3 separate regions of the Homo sapiens genome follow, and all the other regions are linked to region 1. Evidence: chromatin contacts called from ENCODE Hi-C or POLR2A ChIA-PET data. All regions are on one chromosome and are shown on one strand. Each heading gives the region's core, a stretch centred on a gene start or an enhancer-like site at or near the end of the contact. The rest is flanking DNA. Distances are from core to core; before and after follow the strand shown.

Evidence for each region. A loop is a pair of places that touch in the nucleus more often than their neighbours do. ChIA-PET counts read pairs that join two places held with the same protein, here RNA polymerase II (POLR2A). Pooled maps may share reads with other maps.
Region 2: a loop to region 1 is called in a pooled map, with 2.9 times the contacts of the local background. The contact joins the promoter of MARCHF9 here to the enhancer-like site in region 1. A Hi-C loop is called at or near these places in 3 of 50 pooled maps. POLR2A ChIA-PET finds 5 or more read pairs at or near these places in 2 of 52 experiments (activated T-cell and activated naive CD4-positive, alpha-beta T cell).
Region 3: a loop to region 1 is called in a pooled map, with 3 times the contacts of the local background. The contact joins two enhancer-like sites. A Hi-C loop is called at or near these places in 1 of 50 pooled maps.

Annotation. Positions count from the first base shown.
Region 1 is chr12:64,676,878-64,681,621 of GRCh38, forward strand. The region is part of intron 1 of RASSF3 (Ras association domain family member 3); the gene reads left to right. Among named protein-coding and RNA genes, the nearest start is that of MIR548Z, 57 kb to the left of the region's middle. Within about 2 kb of position 2,159, at least 34 of the 41 ENCODE cell types and tissues checked have a DNase peak (open chromatin) inside an H3K27ac peak, as active enhancers do.
Region 2 is chr12:57,752,947-57,757,690 of GRCh38, forward strand. MARCHF9 (membrane associated ring-CH-type finger 9) reads left to right here and starts at 2,157. Exons shown (of 4, transcript NM_138396.6): 1 at 2,157-2,939; 2 at 3,983-4,138. The coding sequence starts at 2,583. RefSeq lists silencers at 1,920-2,159, 2,600-2,699, 2,760-2,809 and an enhancer at 4,160-4,249.
Region 3 is chr12:57,896,463-57,901,206 of GRCh38, forward strand. LOC283387 (a long non-coding RNA gene) reads right to left here and starts at 20. Exons shown (of 4, transcript NR_148947.1): 1 at 1-20. It overlaps LOC101927608 (a long non-coding RNA gene), which reads left to right. Exons shown (of 2, transcript NR_187681.1): 2 at 1-370. RefSeq lists enhancers at 1,970-2,019, 2,620-2,839, 3,000-3,079. Within about 2 kb of position 2,674, at least 28 of the 41 ENCODE cell types and tissues checked have a DNase peak (open chromatin) inside an H3K27ac peak, as active enhancers do.

The sequences.
Region 1 (4,744 bases), core at 909-3,408:
CCTGCCTCAGCCTCCCAAGTAGCTGTGACTACAAGCGCACACCACGATGCCCAGCTAATTTTCTATTTTTAGTAGAGACGAGGTCTCCCTGTGTTGCCCAGGCTGGTATTGAACTCCTGGGCTCGAAGGATCCACCTGCCTTGGCCTCCTAAAGTGCTGGGATTACAGGAATGAGCCACTGTGCCTGGCCTGGAGTATTGCTCTAGAACATCCTGTTTCACATCGTTTTATGTGGGGTTTTTCCTTCCTCATTCTTCATTTACACCTCTGTCTATTATAGTCTGTATTTGCAATGTTTACTACAGTAATTAGATGGAGCTTAAAATTCAGTTCTCATTTCCAGGGCTCAGAAGCCACATGTTGCTCCTGGCTGCTCTGATGGACAGCACGGTCACAGGACATTTCCTCCACTGCAGAAAATACTGCTGGATAGCCCTGATGTATATCAACAATGCTGATCATTATTTGAGAAAACGTTCTGGGCTCCCTCAATACCTCTGCCTACTTTATTATTTTAAAACAATTTTTTGTAGGTGCATACCATCATACCCAGCTATTTCTATTTTTTTGTTTGTTTTTTTAGAGACAGGGTGTGCTGTGTTGCCCAGGCTGGCCTTGAACTCCTGGGCTCAGGTGACCCTTCCGCCTCAGCTTCCCAAAGTGCTGGGATTATAGGCGTGAGACACCATGCTTGGTGACTCTGCTTACTTTAATATCTTAGAAGTTTTGGTACTGAAAGTGAAGAACATTGGACAGACATCAAACGTAAATACAAAACTGTCCCAGGTGGCTCTTCTCATACATTTCACTAGGGTTGAGCAGGACATGCTCCCCACCTGGAAGACCCTCCTAGGGCTTTGTAGGTTTAGCTCTGTGTGACAGTTCTCTTTGTATTCATCACAGGGCGGTCTCCACTTTGTATACCTAAAAGACTTCTGAGAACAGTATTTTTCCCTATTAGTCATACTTTAAAATCTAGTTTAGGAGCATCTAACTTCACATGCTGAAATTTTCTTTTGAAATTTCCTTTGAAACCCCCACACTGCTTGCTCTGTAGCTCATGGAAATCACTTACTTCATACCATGCTTCATTGCAAACCTGCTTTGGTTTGCTTATAAGTCCCTCCATGAATTCAGTGGAAATGTCTCTCCCAGAGAATGTTTTTCTCTTAAGGTCTGGTCCATGGTACTTTATTTGATGTCCTTATTAGAAGACATCTAGAGGAGTCAAGACCTAGACTCAGTTCAGTTTGAGCTAGGCTTGAATTCCATTTGCAACATGGGATGGGCCCACTGCTCCAATAAATGTGATGTTTTACATGTGAAAGGTGCTTGATGTTTTGCTCTATGCAATTCCTAGGCTAGAACCTGTTCTGTCTGTTATTGCACTGGGTATTGCAGTCTGTTGGTCATCAGCAGGTGACTGCCTATTGCCAAAAGAGACGATGAGATGAAAAGTAGGAATTCATGATTTCAGAATCTAGCCTCACTTGGAGAAAGCACCTGTTGGCCTGGGAAGTTCACCCTTCTCTGCTGACACAGGCTGGACCCCACACCTGACCAGGTGTCAGAGCACCTGTGAGAGCTCTGGGACCTCCTAGTGGCAGTGTGATGGTACCACTTACTGAGTGTCATGCCACTGGCATCAGGCACTGTGCATATATTGTCCCCCACTCAATCAGAGCATCTGTGCTATTAATATTTGCTCTTTTTTGTTTGTTTGTTTGTTTTTGGTAAAAGGTCTTTATTTTTTAAAGAGATCCGTAATACCAAAAAAAAAAAAAAAAACCAAACAAAAACCCAAAAACCTCTTGTGGGGCTGGGGTGGGGAGTAAGGTAAACTAGGCTGTCAGCCAAGCAAAGGCAGAAAGGTGGGGTCCACAACTGTCTCTCACAGCTTTAAGTGCTTGGCACCAATAGGCACTCAATAAATAGTTGTTGAATAATGGCTTATATTATATCTTCATAACAGTTGTGTAGATATTCTTTTGCACATTTTACAGTAATGAGAAAACTGAGGCCCAGAGAGGTTAAGTAACTTGCCTCTGGTCACGCAGCTAGAATGTGGCAGAGCTGTGTGATTTTAGACCTAAGTATGTCTAAATCATAGTCCACAGGCCGTCACTAAGCTAAAGTAGAGGAAATGATAGGGCCACATTCACCTTCTCTCTTTTGAACAGTCACTCGTTTTTTGAAGCGGGGGTGGGGACAGAGTTGCTGTGTTGTCCAGACTGGAGTGCAATGGCACGATCTCAGCTCACTGCAACCTCTGCCTCCCAGGTTCAAGTGATTCTCCTGCCTCAGCCTGCTGAGTAGCTAGGATTACAGGTGTGCCACCACACCCAGCTAATTTTTGTATTTTTTGTAGAGATGGGGTTTCACCATGTTGGCCAGGTTGGTCTCGAACTCCTGACCTCGTGATCCACCCACCTTGGCCTCCCAAAGTGTTGGGATTACGGGCGTGAGCCACCGCTCCCAGCCTGAACAGTCACTCTTAATTGCACTATGTTTATTTGGGCATTTTGTTATGTTTTTATGTTTTTAATTTTGATATAATTTCACAGTTATAGAAAAATTAACCAAAAGAGTATAAACAATTCTCAGACCCTTTACTGAGATTTGTTGGGACATATTCTTAGAAAGTCTGAGTTGTGAGCCTGTGGGATTGGGCCGCACTTCTTGAGTAGAGCCTGGGTCATGCTACCCGAGAACTCCTGGGTGCCTGTGAGGTTGGGTGTGTCCCATCTGAGAAAGTTCGCTACTGAAAAACAGTGACGTAACCCCACCCAGGAACTGAAGTGAGCCTGAGAGCAGCTCTCCAGGGCTTGCTGGCTGGAAACAATGAGGGAAGAGTCTAGGATTTATGAAATATTTTTTTGTGGAAGAACTCTTCCTCTGAGAAACTGCTGGAGGGTTTGGGGAATACAAAACAAAACTGACTTATGAAAAGATGACTTGTAACTCACCAAGCAGACGCTCTCAGGCGTGGCATGATGCCCTCACTGGCTGCCAAGAACAATAACTGACACATTATCCACAGACGGCTGCGCCCCATGCCATTTCCTCTCCTGCCATCACAATGAAAGACCAGGGTTGACACTTGGTATTGTATCTATTCCACGTCCGCTGCACCATTTTCTTTTAACCCTTCTTTCTTGCTCTCACCCCTTTACCTGTTGGAGCTACTATGCCCCTCCTGGGTTTCGTTTTCTTCTCTTCCTTTTTCCTGGGCATACAGCTGCGTTCCTAGAAATTGTGGTTCTGATTCATAATCATTGTATGTGGAGGAAGGGGCAGGATTCTACTCTGTGAGGGGACGGGAGGGTCTTTTTTAAAGGGGTAAACAATTGGAAAGTTTTTAGAGTTAAGGGTCTTTCTCTGATGCTAAATGAAACCACTGTCCTCTGTTCCAAGGCCTGAGCTTATATCTTCTTTGCTATGAGACCCAGAGAAACAGTGCTTGGGGGCCATTTTGGAAGCAGCTTGTCCTTTGACCTTCCCCACTCCACTTGTGCAGACACCACGCCCCGTGAGGACGGGCGTGGTGTCTGCTGCTGAGCCTGACTGCCCCACACTTAGGCAGGTACCTGGCACATGGCAGAAGCTCAGCAAATATTTGCTGAATGATGAGGCCTTGGTGTATGATTGCTACATTTTTGGCTTAAAAAGTACAGCATCAGGGCCCTTGGGGTTTTACCTGCTTTTCTGGGATATACTTTCCAGCTGATCTTTGTTTTTTTTTGTTTTTGTTTTTGAGACAGAGTCTCGCTCTGTCGCCCAGGCTGGAGTGCAATGGCGTGATCTCGGCTTACTGCGATCTCCGCCTCCCGGTTTCAAGCGATTCTCCTACCTCAGCCTCCCAAGTAGCTGGGACTACAGGTGCTTGCCGCCATGCCCAGCTAATTTTTGTATTTTTAATAGAGACAAGGCCACCATGTTGGCCAGGCTGGTCTCAAACTCCTGATCTCAGGTGATCCGCCCGCCTCGGCCTCCCAAAGTGCTGGGATTACAGGTGTGAGCCACCGCGCCCAGCCAGTTTCCTTAGTTTTTAATCTCTGAGAAGGAAAGATAATTGTTACGTAAGGATGTCTCAGTTATCTATGTGTGGATGATCCAGGGAAAATTTCTCTTTCCAGACTGGCTTACTCTTTGGATTTTCCTCAAGCTTCTCGGTCTGCCTGTGCGAAGGGGCCTAAGGCTGGGTGTTAAGTCCCATAGCATGAGCAAAACCTGTAATTTAGGGTTAACCAGCTTTACTTAACTCCCATTACCCCTTTTCCTTCTCCTCATTCTTAGAATTCTCACGTGAGTGGTAGTAAGCCCCTAGGATGTATGTATGCTGCTGTGTATGTGCTTAGCCATTTCCTGTGTATTTAATGGTGAACCTTTGGTGATTCCTCACATGGAACCCTTTTGCCCTTGGTCACACTTGTGAAAGCACCTCCACATCTTTGCAATCAGATCAGCCTAGGCCAGGAAGCACCTTAGAGGAGGTGATTGACTCTAGTTCCTTGTTTGGTAGAGAATGAGGGAACAGGCTCAGAAAGGTTAAGCCCAAGGCACAGGGTTAGTTGGTGACAGACCCAGGACTGGGGCCCAAGTCTTGCAGGTGTGGTGCACTTTCTGCAACACCCCTTTGCCCTGCCAACTTCCCATCCCACATCCATGAGATTTTAAGTCCCTTATTGTACACTTTTTAGTATATGCTTTGAAGAGTCTTTGGACAGTTAAAACTGAATGTACA
Region 2 (4,744 bases), core at 907-3,406, 6.9 Mb before region 1:
AAAGTAGTGGTACGACTATCTATAAAGATGTAGCCAACAATGGGGTCTTCTACAATAGGGAGTAAACAATGCCCATTTGAGGGCAAAACTACGATTAAAGGATGACGGAAGGCAGATTAATACAGTAATCCAACAGGCTCAGTGACAAGGTAATCCTCTCACTTTTCCAACTTCCAAACCTCCCTGGGAGTGTTAATGCAAAGACCTGAGGCCATCTGGCAGAGAAGTTATTGATGAGCAGGAGACAGGAATACTTGACCTTTTAAGTTTTTTTTTTTTTTCCAGTAGGAAGGTTCTATGATTATGTGATATTTGTATGTGTGCATATATGCTTCTATGTATATATGTATGTATATGATATTATTTATCACATCATATATAAGACGGATACAGGATTGCACATGTGCAAGAAAGTTACCACCACACCCCCTGCACCCTCCAGACCACCACAATGAATGAAAATGACATGCCCCCTTCTGCAAACCTTGTGACTACTCATTTGGAGTTATTGTGCTTCCCTCTTTTTCCCTAGTGCCGCTTTCTTAGCACTTAGCACTGTCCAGAACACACTTGTTCCCAAATGGCCTCTGCCCAGACACCTAGGTAGACACAAGTAGATTTCTCCTACTTTGTTTTATTGGCTCCAAGGTCTTTATCTCCCAGCCCTTTGGGGGTATGGGAGTAAAGGAGGAAAGCGGTTAGTGTCTCATTTGTGAGAATTTGTCTAAAATCTAAAGCCATTTTATTACCCTATTTGCCACTCCTTCCACTCTAACTTCTGTTTTCCTTAACCATCTGGCTGAGAATATAAGAGTTCAAACTAGAAGATGAATATAAACCATGACTTAGAGCAAAATAGAATACATATTAATACAGATGCCTCCTCTTTCCATCCTGATACTTGTAGCCCTGGGCCCCTCCTGGCAAGGGCAGCTGGAACACTAGTAAGAAAAACCTCAAGGACTGAACTGACTAAGGGGCTCAAGAGGTGAATGTTTTATTGGCTACCTTGCTAGGGGTGGGTGCTTTGTAAGCCTTCTGGAAGGCTAAGATAATTGTCTGTGAGTTTTTCAAACTCCCTTCCCACACCAGCATTCCCCACTTCAGCCTCACCTTCCACATAAGACCTTCACAGCTTACTGTCTTTGCAACAGAAGACGTCCTCTCTGTCTGCTTGGGTCCCAGCCCCTTTTTCTGATTCATTCATTAGTCCATCCAAAACATTTGAATACTTCATGGGAACATTACTGTCTCTCCATCACTTTCTATTGAGGAACCTTAATTTGGCAGTCTGTCCCAGGCTCTGTCCCCTCCCTTCTTCTGTTAATTACTCTTTCACTAATTAAATTTTTTCCCAGTATGTTTGACCCAATGAGCTCCCCTGGAATCCCTTTTCCCTCAGCTTTGCAAAGGGGAGGAGAGGGAGAATGTAAGTGTAAGAAAGAAAAAAATGTGATGGGGGTAGAACTTGGCCTCAGAGGGAAGTCTCCATAAAAGGAAAGGGGTAAGTGTGTGTATTGTTCACTTCAGTGTAGTGGAGGTGAGGGCAGGAGAGTACCAGGAAAGACACTCCCATCCCTTTAGCACGCCTACCTCCCCTGCTCCCTCCCTCACCTCCTTCACACATTACAATCACAGGCTTCTGTTTCTCAGACAATCCGATTCCATTCCTTACACACCTCTCTTTCCCAGTCCCCATCGATCACACTTTTCAGCCCTTTGGGTAAAGTGTATATTGCTTGAGTCCCACCCCTGCCCATGTACCTCCCTCACACCTCCGACACTTGCACAGCTCTTTCTTTGCACATTCCCATTTTGCACAAGCCTCACCCTCCCTGGTACACCTGCGTCATTTAACCACTCACCTTCCATGCTCACCCGCTCATCCCCCACTCCCAGACACACACCTAGTCAACTTGTGTGCACACTCCCCTTCCTTGGCCACTCCCCTTCCTCCACCCTCCTCGGGATCCCACACTTGCCCCCGCCCCTGGGACACCTGCTCGTGCGGGGCAGGGCGGGGATGCGCAGCCGCGGCCCCTTCTCCTCTCCCCCTCCCCGCCCCGCCCCTCCCTCCATCCTTCACCCGCTCCCCGGCGCCCGCCCCGCCCGCCCGCCACTCCGGGGGGGTCTCCGCCGCCGCCGCCGCCGGAAGGAGCCGCCATTTGCCACCGCCGAGCGCACGGGCCGAGCCAAGCCTGATCCCGGAGCCGGAGGGGGACTGGGACCGAGAGAACGGCGATGGGGGGCGGCCCCGCCGCAGGAGGACCCGGGCGCGTAACCCCGGGGGCCCGGCCCGCTCCAGACCCAGACCCGCGGGGTGCGGCACCCTGAGCCCCCCTCCCCGCCCCCTGCCCTGGCCATGGCCGCCCACCCCGCCGCCCCCGGGCCGCCAGCCCGCTCGGCCCCGCAAGCACCGGAGCCCCGGCGGTGGCAGCAGTGAACGGCTGTCGCAGGCCCCGAAGACCCCGGCCCGGCTCGGCTCTCTAGCGCGCGCCCCCTTCCCGGCCTTGTCCTCTCCCCTCCCCCCGCCGCTAGCGAGCCCCCCTTGCACGCTGCCCCCCGCCCCCGGTGTCCGGACGATGCTCAAGTCTCGGCTCCGCATGTTTCTGAACGAGCTGAAGCTGCTGGTGCTGACAGGCGGGGGGCGGCCCCGGGCCGAGCCGCAACCCCGGGGGGGCCGGGGAGGCGGCTGCGGCTGGGCGCCCTTCGCTGGCTGCTCCACCCGGGACGGCGACGGCGACGAGGAGGAGTACTACGGGTCGGAGCCGCGGGCCCGGGGCCTGGCCGGCGACAAGGAGCCGCGGGCCGGACCCCTGCCGCCGCCCGCGCCGCCGCTGCCGCCCCCGGGCGCGCTGGACGCCCTGTCGCTCAGCAGTAGCCTGGACAGCGGACTCCGAACCCCTCAGTGCCGGATCTGCTTCCAGGGCCCGGAGCAGGTCAGGCCTGGGCACCTGGCCGGGCGCGGAGGGTGGAGGCGCGCACCTGGGGTGTCAGCGGAGACCGCGAGCAGGCGCGGCGCCTAAGGAGGCTGGGCGGGCCCCAGGACACGGAGTGGGAATGGGGTGAGGCCGAGGGGCTGGCAGGGGACTCCTGGAGCGCTTGTTTGTGTCGGAGGGTCAAGGGTCCCCAGGAAGGGGTGGGGCTTTCTCCCCGGAGAGCGCAAAATCCCTCTCACCCATTAACAGGGACTGCTGTTCTCTCCTATTTCCCTCGCCCCAGGGTCTCCGTAAGCTAAGGGGACCTGTTCTCTTGCAGGTGGGCAGAAAGGAGAGTGCTTCTGTGCCCCCCTTGAAGGGAGGGGCCCAGCCAGCGCCCTTGCTTAGCTCAGTATTTCTCCCCGTGGGGCACTTTTTTTCACTTCCCATTCTGCAACTTTCTATCTCATTCTAAAGAGTATTCTTTGTTAAAATTTTATGGGCAAAGTTGTCCCAGAATAGTGCCAGGGGGTGTCTCTGTGTAGTGAGAATTGATTCCATGATTAAAGGGAAACACCCTTCACTCCCACCTCCGCGATTTCTCCCCTTTTTAGTACGTGGAAACCGAGGACCATAACCCATCCCAGTTTGCGCCAGATCTGTGAAGTAACTTTACAATGATGGGGTGGGGGAAGGAAAGCATGGCTCAGAAGCTCTAACACTCCCCTCCCTCCAGATCCTAAGAGGAAGCCTTTCTTTTGAGAAGTCTTAAAGACTACCCATCCCAAATTCTAGGAAAAGAGAAGACCCAGCCCTTCTCCCCTCTAATCCCCCCATCCCTTTCCATCTTTCATCTCTTTGGTATGGGAAGTTTCCCTTGATCTCCAAGGGAAGCTTCTTTTCTGTTGCAGCCTTACTTAGCCTCTTGCCCTGTCTTGGGTGAAAGGCCTGAGTTATTTAAGGTGGGAAAGTGACCTGAAGAGGAGGTTTCCCTGTCGGGGAGCGCGGCTGAGTGGGGTCGGGGTGGTGATGGCTGACAGGGCCCCTCCTCACTCTTCCTCCAGGGGGAGCTCTTAAGCCCCTGCCGCTGCGACGGCTCAGTGCGCTGCACGCATCAGCCCTGCCTCATCCGCTGGATCAGCGAGAGGGGCTCCTGGAGCTGTGAGCTCTGCTACTTCAAGTACCAGGTCCTGGCGATCAGCACCAAGAACCCACTGCAGGTGAGGTGCAAGGAGAGGACTCGGAGATTGGGCGAGGACCTTTTAGCTATTGGACTCAGGGACCCTCCAGGAAGCCTATTTCATTTACTCTTTTCCCAAAGCCACCCTTCCCCGCCAGTTACCACAGTCTCCCGTGTGTCTGTATATCCTTCCTAAGCCCTTAATTTATTCACAGAGATATTTATTGGGTGCCACTTATATTCCAGGCACTGTTCTAGGCACTGGGACAATCACCACTCCCCACCCGCCACAAAAAAAAAGAAAAAAGAAAGAAAAGAAAAAAAAAATGCTGGGCGCGGTGGCTCACGCCTGTAATCCCAGCACTTTGGGAGGCCGAGGCGGGCGGATCACGAGGTCAAGAGTTTGAGACCAGCCTGGCCAACATGGTGAAACCCCGTCTCTACTAAGAATACAAAAATTAGCCAGGCGTGGTGGCTCGTGCCTGTAAGCTACTCGCGAAGCTGAGGCGGGAGAATCCTTGAACCCGGGAGGCAGAGGTTGCAGTGAGCCGAGATCACAGCCACTGCACTCCAGCCTGGGCAACAGAGCAAGACTCCGTCTCGAAGGAAAAAAAAAAAAAAGAAAAGAAAAAATGATGTTGATGAT
Region 3 (4,744 bases), core at 1,424-3,923, 6.8 Mb before region 1:
GGAGTGGGCCTCCTGCGCCCTCGGAGGCACAGGACCGCGGGGCCCCACCGAGGACCCCCTGAACGGCAGCCCGCCGCGAGGCAGCGTGGGGACCAAACTGCCGCGCCCCAGAGCCCGCCGCCGCCTGTCCCCGCGTCTGAGGTCCGCAAGGAAGAGCTGCGGGAATGCACGCCCGGGGAAGAGGCTTTGTGAACCGAGGCTCGGCGCGCCCCCCACCCGCGCCCCTCATGGGCAGCCGGGCCCAGCCCGCCGCCCGGGCCCCTCTGGGAAGGGCTTGGAGGCGACGCGGGGGGTCGGGGGAGGAGGGAGCGTTCCTGCAAATCACATGATTTTCCCGCTTATATAAATCACAGCTTGTTTTTCTCAACCAGCTGCAGACTTAAAGGTGCAGTGTCTTCTTTCTCTCCCAAGGGCAGAGGTTCCCCAGGGTGCTTTTGACGACCCCTGAGCTGGGGTGGGGTGGTTTCACCAAGCAGGGGTCAGGGTTCAGGGTTCAGGAACCCCCCACCCCATCCCCCATCCCCGGGATGTTTCCTTTTAGCTCGGGACCAGGGAGGGGCATGGAAATCCGGTCGCCAAATCAGCAGGCAGAGCCGAGCTGGGGCGGCCTCCAGCGCCTCGCCTCGGTCAGCGATCACTCTGGAGACCAGCGATCCCCGTGGGGGACCCTGAGCTGAGGGGTTACAATGAAACTGGCCGGTGGCAGATTTGCGGTGGCCAAGAGCAGACTTCTAAGGGTGATGCTTACTGTTCTGACCAGCCCTGGTTATTTGTTTGAGGCTAAGTTATGTGAGAAGAAAAACGAGCTCAACACATATATCCAGCACCTATCATCTACCTATTAGGCACTGTAGGGAGAAACCAAGACCTTTTAGACAGTCGTCACCTTCAAGTGGTTTATAGGATTTAGGTGATGAGATATGTAGATATAGACATAGAGGCAGACACGAGATATAGAGATTAAATAGCACTAGTCAGTTTCAATGCCTGTTCCAGGCTAAACAGAAGAGCGTTACAAGGCTGTGCATAATTACTTGCTTGATCAACAGCACAGATAATGAGTCCTTCAGGCCTTGGGAAGAGGGCTCTGGAGGCCCTGACTGAGAGGTGGGCCAGAGGCAAGGCAGGAGGGGGACAGGCAGCTGGGGGAGGATGGACGGCATGTGTCAGGAGGGGAGAAAGGAGCATGATGTTGGAGTAATCCCTTTGCTAAACTGAGGAACTGGAGAGAGGAGGAGTGGGGGATGAGGGTGGGAAGCCGTAGGGGGGCCAGGTGCAGGTGGCCTTGAGTGCAGGGCTGAGTGTGGACTTGATCTGGTGAAGGCAGTGGGCGAGCCTGCAGAGGTGGGAGGGCAGGTGAATGGTATGATGAAGGGGGTGTTTTTAAGGACCAGAAGTCTGGCAGCAGTGCGCAGAATAAACTCGAAGCATTGATGGAGACCCGTTGGAGGCTTCTGCAAGGAACCAGGCTGACGTAAGGTCACAGTGCTGGGGTGTTAAGAGAAAAGGTGAAAATGAACAGCGAGAAATAAGAGATTTTGAAGAAAGAATGGAGATAATTGATTGTGTATACAGCAAAGGGGAGAAATCACCAGAGGTGATGTTGATTTTGAGCATGGATGGCAGGGAGAAGATGGCAGCCCTGCAGCCCTTAGGTGGAGGGGGGGGTGCGCCAGTGGCCAGGGGAGGAGCTCCTTTTGGAGATGGCGTTTGTGAAGACAATGGGCTCTTAACTGGGAAATGTCCAGTGGGCTGGAAGTCAGAGGAAATAACTCAAGGGATGAAAGAGATCTTGCAGATCTTACAGGGAGATCACAGAAAGGGAGAAAGAGAAGTAGGGCCAGGGGACACCCACGTTTAGGAGTAGGAGCCGCTGGCAAGGCTGTGGAAGGAATATTCACACCCCAAGGACAGACCAACCTGGGCACGAAGTGTCTCTGCCTGACCTTGGCCAAGTTGTTTATTCTGTCTGCACCTCAGTTTTCTCATCTATAAAATGGCACTAACAGCACTTGCATTACTTTCTGTGAGGACGATGTGAAATGTCTGAAGCATCTCACACACTGCACAGTGTCTGGTGCAGGGCAAGCACCAGCTGTTCTTCCTTTCCACACTTCCCTTCCTGCCACACCCTCTATGTCCTTTCATGGCAGCCACCTGAACACAGTTTCTCTCCTTTTAAATTGTTGTTGTTTTTCTTCTTACCCCTCCTCCTCTTCATCTCCTTCTTCTTTTTCTAGAAGAAACACACGGTCTTGTTTGCATGACCAATTATTTGAACTGGAAATACCCTCCATTATGAAGGAAGGAAATAATAAATTTTTTTCCTAAGGGCCTCTTAGCTGAAGCTGGCTATTACCTCACTGGATCCTTCCAGCAGCCCTGCAGGGTTTGGGAAGGCAGGTATTATCAGGCCTTTTTCCCCCCTACAGCTGAAGAAATGGAAGAATGGTTGTAAAAAGTTTTATTATTCTGTTGAGAACCACATGTCTAATCAGTACTCTCTAGCTCAGAGCTTTCTAAACTTCTATTTGTAGCCCTTTATTTTTGGAAATAATTTTACTCGGTAGTCAAATAAAATAGATATAGGCAACCCAGTTCTGGTTTCAGTGCAGTGGGGAGGTTCTGAGTCACGACTGCTTGGCTGTGCTCCCACTCCCAGCCCCAGGCCAGGCTGAGAAGTGGGGCTTTCCTTGTGGGGTAACCCAGCACCCAGAGCCTCTCCCTCTACACTAAGCTTCATTCTTTTCCTTTTCAGCCACAAACTTCCTGACTGTGAAAGCCAGGCCCCAGCCCAAGAAGGCTTCACAGACCCCTAGGTGTGCCCTCTGTGTGAGCCAAGTGTTGACCCTGGCGATGATGCCAACAGCCCGACTCTGCCCAGCTTTCAGCCGCATGAGTGTGAACCAGCTGAGCGGCACCAGCTCAGGGCAAGGCAGAAGGCCAGGTGCACTGTCTCTAGGCAGGCAGGATGAACAGCAGCACCTGATGTCACAGCGGCCGGGGAACCACCCTGGTTGGGGCATGCTAACCCACCCTGCTAATATGCTTTGGGTCCTAATTTCCTTTTTGAATGAGTTTCTTAAAAAAAACAACTTGTTAGGTGAAAAGACAGTTTGTGGTTTTTAGAATGATGATTTGAGTAAGGCAAGTATTGGTAAAATGCTCTGCAGATAGTTATCGCATACGCTAATGCTTACATAAGATAAACTCCTGGCAATGGAATTAGATGAAAGTATATATACATTAAGTTTTAAAATATACACTATTTAAGGCAGATGAATAGACATAAAAAATAAAAGCAGCTTAAAAAAATAACACTGTTAACACAAGCAGAATGCTGCTTTATACAACCTTGATCTTGCCATCCCTTCCCTTCTACCTAGAGGACACCAGGATCCAGAATTTGGTGTTTATCATTCCTATACAGTGCTTTTAATGTTTTAACATTTTACGTAAATTATATTTTACTGCATGTATTCTTCTGAAACTTGCATCTTTTATTATTGTGATTCAGGGTGTTGTTCTGTTGCCCATGCTGGGTAGTGGTGTGATCATGGCTCACCATAACCTCTAACTCCTGGGCTCGAACTGCTACCTCAGCCTCCCGAGTAGGTAGGACTACAGGCTTGTGCCACCATGCCTGGCTAATGAAAACAATTTTTTTTTTTTTTTGGATACAGAGTCTCACTGTGTTGCCCAGGCTGGAGTGTAGTGGCGTGATCTCGGCTCACTACAACCTTTGCTGCCCAGGTTCAAGTGATTCTCCTGCCTCAGCCTCCTGAGTAGCTGGGATTACAGGTGCCTGCCACCGTGCCTGGCTAATTTTAATTTTTTGGTGGTTTTTAGTAGAGACAGGGTTTCATCATCTTGGCCAAGCTGGTCTTGAACTCCTGACCTCGTGATCCACCCACCTTGGCCTCCCAAAGTGCTGGGATTACAGGCGTGAGCCACTGTGCCTGGCGAAAACACATTTTTTGTGGCAACTGAGTCTCATTATGTTGCGCAGGCTGGTCTTGAACTTCGGGCCTCAAGCAATCCTCCTGCCTCAGCCTCCCGGGTAGCTGGGATTACAGGCATGCGCCACTGTGCCTGGCTGAAACTTGCATCGTCTTTTCCTCAGTATTATATTTCTGAGATTCTTCCATGTTGATACCTTTTTAAAGGAAATTTATTTTCACTGTATAACTTCAAATTGTATGAATATACTATAATTATGTATCCATTTTCTGGTTAATGGACATTAAAGTTGTACAGTGTTTTTTTCCTGTTACAAACAGTGCTTCTATGAACATTCTTGTACACATCATCTCTTGATTGTGTATGTGTGGGGGTTTCTCTAGGACATTTGCTTAGGAGTGGAATTACTGACTGGTTCATAGATTATGAGAATCTTCAATGAGATTGGAAGTATTCTCCAGGCCGGGTGCGGTGGCTCACACCTGTAATCCCAGCACTTTGGGAGGCTGAGGTGGGCAGATCACATGAGGATCAGGAGTTCGAGACAAGCCTGCCCAACATGGTGAAACCCTGTCTCTACTAAAAAAATACAAAAATTGGCTGGGCGCAGTGGTTCACGCCTGTAATCCCAGCACTTTGGGAGGCCGAGGCGGGCAGATCACGAGGTCAGGAGATTGACACCATCCTGGCTAACACGGTGAAACCCCTTCTCTACTAAAAATACAAAAAAATTAGCCGGGCGTGGTGGCGGGTGCCTGTACTCCCAGCTACTCGGGAGGCTGAG